Linked DNA regions of Mus musculus: region 2 is linked to region 1. Evidence: chromatin contacts called from ENCODE Hi-C or POLR2A ChIA-PET data. All regions are on one chromosome and are shown on one strand. The core of a region is the stretch at or near the end of the contact, and the rest is flanking DNA. Distances in the headings are between cores, read along the strand shown. Region 1 holds the start of Scpep1os (serine carboxypeptidase 1, opposite strand). Region 2 holds the start of Akap1 (A kinase (PRKA) anchor protein 1).

Region 1 (2,794 bases), core at 209-2,708:
TGTAAGCCAGCCCCAATTAAATGTTTTCCTTCATAAGAGTTGCCTTGGTCATGGTGTCTAAACTAAGAGAACCAGCTTTGGGCCTCCTAGTTAAGGCACTTTGTGTATGGCCATTCTTCTCTTAGAAAATAAGAATATGTAGGGCAGTGGTGGTACACACCTTTAATCTCAGCACTTGAGATGCAGAGGCAGGCAGATTTCTGAGTTCGAGTCCAGCCTGGTCTACAGAGTGAGTTCCAGGATAGCCAGGGCTACACAGAGAAACCTTGTCTTGAAAAACCAAAACCAAAATCAAAACCAAAAAAAAACCACAAACAAACAAACAGACAAAAAAACAACGGGCTGGAGAGATGGCTCAATTGTTAAGAGCACTGACTGCTCTTCTGAAGGTCTTGAGTTCAAATCCTAGCAACCACATGGTGGCTCACAACCATCCATAATGAGATCTGAAACCCTCTTCTGGTGTGTCTGAAGATAGCTACAGTGTACTTATTTATAATAATAAATAAAAATCTTTGGGCTGGAGCAAGTGGGGCCAACCAGAGCAAGCAGAGGTCCTAAATTCAATTCTCAGCAACCACATGAAGGCTCATAACCTCTGTACAGCTAGTGTACTAAAACATAAACAAATCTTTAAAAAAAAAAGAATCAATGCTCACTTCGGCAGCACATATACTAAAATTGGAATGATACAGAGAAGATTAGCATGGCCCCTGTGCAAGGATGACACGCAAATTCGTGAAGCATTCACGAATATATATATATGTTTATAAATAAATAAAATAAGAATTAAATTATACATTATATCCCTGGACACATGTACCCCAGGAAAGAAGTTGCCTCATTTGTCTTTCTGTTAGCATCTCACAGAGCATGAGTGTACACACACACACACACACACTAAGCCAAACCCTTGCAGGCTTTTATTTTATGTGTAATACACTGTAGCTGTCTTCAGACACACCAGAAAAAGATATCAGATCCCATTACAGATGGTTGTGAACCACCGTGTGTTGCTGGGAATTGAACGCAGTATGTACCTTTGGAAGAGCAGTCAGTGCTCTTAACAGCTGAGCCATCTCTTCAGCCCAGCTTTTCATTAACATTTCTTATCTACCCCAGGCTCTATTGTTCCCAACGCTTCATTCTTGTCATTTGAGACAGTGTCTTGTAGCTCAGCCACGTAGCTGAGGCTAGCTTTGAACTCTTGATCCTCCTGCCTCCACACCAGCTTAACAGCAACCATCATTCTTTTAATCTGAGACAAGGCAGTTCCTTGGTTGCCTCCTGCTGTGTGGCAATTTGCCCCAAAAGGTCATGGCTTAAAGCAACAGAGCTTTTGTTACCTAATGGTTTTTCTAGGTCAGGAGTCCAGGTGAGGCTTAGCAAGCTGCCTCTGGCTTCTTATGATGTCATAGTCAAGCTGTCAGCTGAGCCTTAAGTCTCACCAGAAAGTTTAGTGAGAGGAGACTCTGCCTCCGGTTGGTGGCTGCTGGCTAGCTCTGCATCCTTATCTCCTGGAAGTGCAACTCTCCACAAAGTTGCCTGGAGGAGACACGGATCCCTGCAGAATAAGTAAGCAGTACAAAGACATGGGCAAAGAAGGACATTGTCTCTTCCAGTCTTGGAAATGATGTTCTATGCTGTGTTCTGAACATCCGGATTAGATACATTCTCTGTCACTGAGACCAAATACCTGACAAGAGGCAACGGAAAGGAAGGATTTATTTTGGTTCATCTTAGCAGGGCAGGAGGAGCAGCTGGAGCTTCAGGCCCAGCTTAGATCTCACTGATGAGGAATACAGAGATTCCAGCTAGGAGTGGACCTGGCTTGTTACCTTTACCATAAGGCCACTCCTGTGGTCTCTTGATCAAGACTACTTTTTCCTTTTTATTTCTTTTTTTTTTTTTAAGATTTATTTATTTATTTTATGTATGTGAGTGCACTGTAGCTATACAGGTGGTTGTGAGCTTTCATGTGGTTATTGGGAATTTGAATTTTAGGACCTCTGCTTGCTCCGGTCAACTCCGCTCCCTGTAGCTGACTTCAGACACACCAGAAGAGGGCGTCAGATCTCATTATGGGTGGTTGTGAGCCACCATGTGGTTTCCGGGATTTGAACTCAGGACCTTCGGAAGAGCAGTCAGTGCTCTTACCCGCTGAGCCATCTCGCCAGTCCAAGACTACTTTTTCAAAAGGTACCATAACCTCGCAGAATCTGCTCAAACCTCATGTCTTACCCCCTGTTCTCCATTCTTTCCAGAATCAGGAGCTAGCTGCCTGGGCATGAATGAACATAGCCATTCCAGAACCCAGAGTAGGAGGAAGGACAGATAATTAAGAATTGAGAGGCCTTAGGGCATGGGTGGCTCATGCCTTTGCTCCCAGCACCCAGGAGGCAGAGGCAGGAGAAAAAAAAAAATAACAAGGGCCTTTAAAATGGCTCAGTGGAAAAAGCAATTGCCACATAGACCTGAGGATCTGAATTTGATCCTAGGAATCTACGTGGTGGAAGAGGAGAACCAATTATTGCAAGTTGTCCTCTGATCTACATGTGCAGGCTATATGACACATGCACACACAGGTATCACCCCTACACTGATGGTAAATTAAATTAAAAAATAAAAACATTAATCCCAGTACTCGGGAGGCAGAGGCAAGCGGATTTCTGAGTTCGAGGCCAGCCTGGTCTACAAAGTGAGTTCCAGAACAGCCAGGGCTATACAGAGAAACCCTGTCTCAAAAAACCAAAATAAATAAATAAATAAATAAATAAATACAGAAAGAAAGAGA
Region 2 (2,878 bases), core at 354-2,853, 41 kb before region 1:
CAACACACGGATACAGAGGGTGGTAGCACACCAACCGAGATGGTTACATTAGGTCCAGCAACCCTGTTGTCACTGCAGGCGTTAAATTTAAACCCCAAGCAGCCTCGACTTCAATAGCGGAAAGATAGGCAGTTTAAACCTTACTAATTGCCCTACACATACACCCGACCTTACCGGTTTGAGAAGCCTCCACTCTCACCTGGAGCGAAGTCCACCGGGTTTGTGTTAACCACAGCCCAAGGGTGGAAAGGTACTAGTTGCTCGAGGCATTTCCCGGAGGGAAAAGGTCCGGTTAGGCACAGGGCGTCTCAGAGGTCCCTTCTGCACAGCCCCTGACTATCAGCACCTTCCCTCCCGGAGAAAGGAAACAGGAAAAGATAGGACACAGCAGTAGTTGACACCAGAATGTAGGCTCCTTTACGCGTATGGAGGCTTCTCTACGCAGGTTTTTACCTATAACCCTGGCAAAGTCCCCCCATGACCCCTGCAAAGTCCCTCCAGATCACTGTCCTGGGACGGAAAGAAAGGTGGGGCGCGACACGTGACCCTGGACCTCCCCACCCCCGCAAGAAGTCAGCGGGCACCTCTAGCTAGAGGTCTCCCACCTCTTAGGACATGCTTATGGGGCCACAAACTCTAATTCCCTTCGGACACCCAAGCTCACGACCTCCGGATCCTAATTGGTCTTATGGTCTCTCCACCGCCAAAAGGTTTGGGACCTGTCTTGCATCCCATTCTCCCCGCTACAACGGCAGAGTCCGCTCCAATAATTCGCGGCACTGAACTCCAGGAATTGTGTCTTCCTGCTCCGGTTTGCCACCACTGCCGGGCCAACCCAGAGTCAACTGGGCCCAGCAGTTAGAAAGTTAGGAAGGGAAGGGGTCCCCAAGGACCTCCTCTCCCGCCTTGGGCACTGGGTCCTTGGCAGAGACCGCCCCAGTGCCTCCTCTCCACGCGTAAACTGGGTACACACGACCTTTGAAAAGTAAACGCTAGCGAGACTAGACGACCTTGGTTGGGACGCGCTCGGGCAGGCTACCCAGAAGGGTGAGCCAGCATTGGGAAAGTTGAGGCGCACCGGAGCGCCCGGGGAATTGCGCCCTCACCTCCATCCTAGAGGCCAGTGACGTGAGGGGGGATGGGAGGGGAAAGCAGCGGCTTAAAGCAGCGCCCCGAGCTCAGCGCACGCGATCTGTCAGCAGCAGCCCTGGGACCGGGAAAGACCAGCGGGGCGCGCGGGTCATCAAGGCACAGACCCGCCCGCTTGACAGCAGGCGCGGTGCACAAGGCTCTCGGTCCCCGGAGTACCTGGCGCGCGCGTCGCACCCTGCACCTGCACCCCAGGCTCCCCATCACCCCAACTCGTTCTCTCTCCGGGCCCGGCGGGCGGGTGCCCGTGCCAGCCGTCACTTACCTGCTCCTGGGCGACCGTCTAGGCACTCAATCCTCCCGCCACCGCCCCCTGGCCCCCCACCTAGTCCAGCGGCCCTGCCCCGCAGCGCTGCACGGCGCTTCGGCCGCTCCCCCACGTGCTAGCCCAGGCCGGGCGAACACAGAGACATTAAATACTGAGGACGCGCAACGACGTGCCCGCGGCGCGACGCAAGGCCCCGCCCCTCGCCCTCGGCTCCCTGGCGTGCCCCCCTCGCCCGCTCGCTCTCCTGCGCGTGCGCGCCATCGGCCGCTCCCTCCCCCGACTTGCGCGCGCCTCTCTCCCAGCTGCGCCAAGAGGGGCGCGGTCAGGAGCTCTCCGCTGACATCCCGGAGCTGTACGGGCCCGCCTTGCTGGCGCTCTCGCGAGAGTAACAATATTCACGGCGGGCATGGGAGATGGCCCCTACGTCCCACACTCGGGCTGGGGTGGGTTCCTGGTGTCTGAGTGCTCGGCACAATGAACTTGGCTCGCACGGGGTCTCTGCTTCTTCTCCGGGGAGAGGTGTCAGGCAGGTTCCTGCCTTGGGATGGTGCCTCTCCTGGAAAAGGTTGCTGAGGCTGGTGAGGGACGATGCTACATTGTTCCCCTTGCCTAGGAATCTGGCTTTCCCGTAACCTTGCGAGCATAGCATAGCTTTTCGAGTATAATAGGTGGCCATTGGTTGATCAGTAATGTGGATACTGTGTAGCCCTCAAGGGCAAGTTGATTTCTCATTTTCGCAACTTTAGTGATGTCGAAGGGGCTTTTCTCTAAATGATCTGGGGTTTTGCAAAGTTTGCCTTCGAAGAAATGGTCACCATGAGTCACTGCCTCCCCCAACGACTTGAGAAAACCAAACTACCTGCAGATAATTGTATCCGACGGAGGTTCCACTTGCCAACCAGCCCAGCTCTGATCCTTAAAACCTAGGCACTTTCCTTTACTTGCTTATTTATTTTGATATTCTGAGACTGTGTCTCATGTCTCACGGCCTCAAGCTGGGAAGTTCTAGGTTGACCTTGAACTCCTGATCCTCCTGCCTCCACCTCCCTAAGTGTTGGCATTACAGGGCACTTTCAGTGCACATTTTTTGAACGAAATATAGGAAAGGTACCATACTAAGAACCAACCATTACTTGGGAAAAATCTTCACTGGTGATCAAATGTGAATTTTAAGTTTTAAAAAGAGACTATGCATACTGAATATAATTTTGAGTATCTACTGTCTAACTCATTTATTTCTTTTTCTTTTTTTTTTTTTTTTTTTTTTTTGGTTTTTCGAGACAGGGTTTCTCTGTGCAGCCCTGGCTGTCCTGGAACTCACTTTGTAGACCAGGCTGGCCTCGAACTCAGAAATCCACCTGCCTCTGCCTCCCAAGTGCTGGGATTAAAGGCGTGCGCCACCACGCCCGGCTTCATTTATTTCTTGAGCCAGCACTTGGAAAGCTGAGGGAAGATTACCAC

The links. Hi-C counts contacts between places; a loop is a spot of excess contacts on that map. ChIA-PET counts read pairs that join two places held with the same protein, here RNA polymerase II (POLR2A).
Region 2: a map of heart shows a loop between it and region 1 (3-fold over the local background). The contact joins the promoter of Akap1 here to the promoter of Scpep1os in region 1. A Hi-C loop is called at or near these places in 6 of 37 maps with a recorded cell type or tissue (gastrocnemius and heart). POLR2A ChIA-PET finds 5 or more read pairs at or near these places in 4 of 5 experiments (Patski and embryonic stem cell).

What each region holds. Positions count from the first base shown.
Region 1 is chr11:88,904,470-88,907,263 of GRCm38, forward strand. It overlaps Scpep1os (serine carboxypeptidase 1, opposite strand), which reads left to right and starts at 1,459. Exons shown (of 5, transcript NR_045955.1): 1 at 1,459-1,575; 2 at 2,005-2,199. It overlaps Gm23507 (a small nuclear RNA gene), which reads left to right and starts at 652; the gene lies at 652-758.
Region 2 is chr11:88,862,983-88,865,860 of GRCm38, forward strand. It overlaps Akap1 (A kinase (PRKA) anchor protein 1), which reads right to left and starts at 1,604. Exons shown (of 11, transcript NM_001042541.1): 1 at 1,415-1,604. The region is part of intron 3 of 4930556N13Rik (RIKEN cDNA 4930556N13 gene); the gene reads left to right.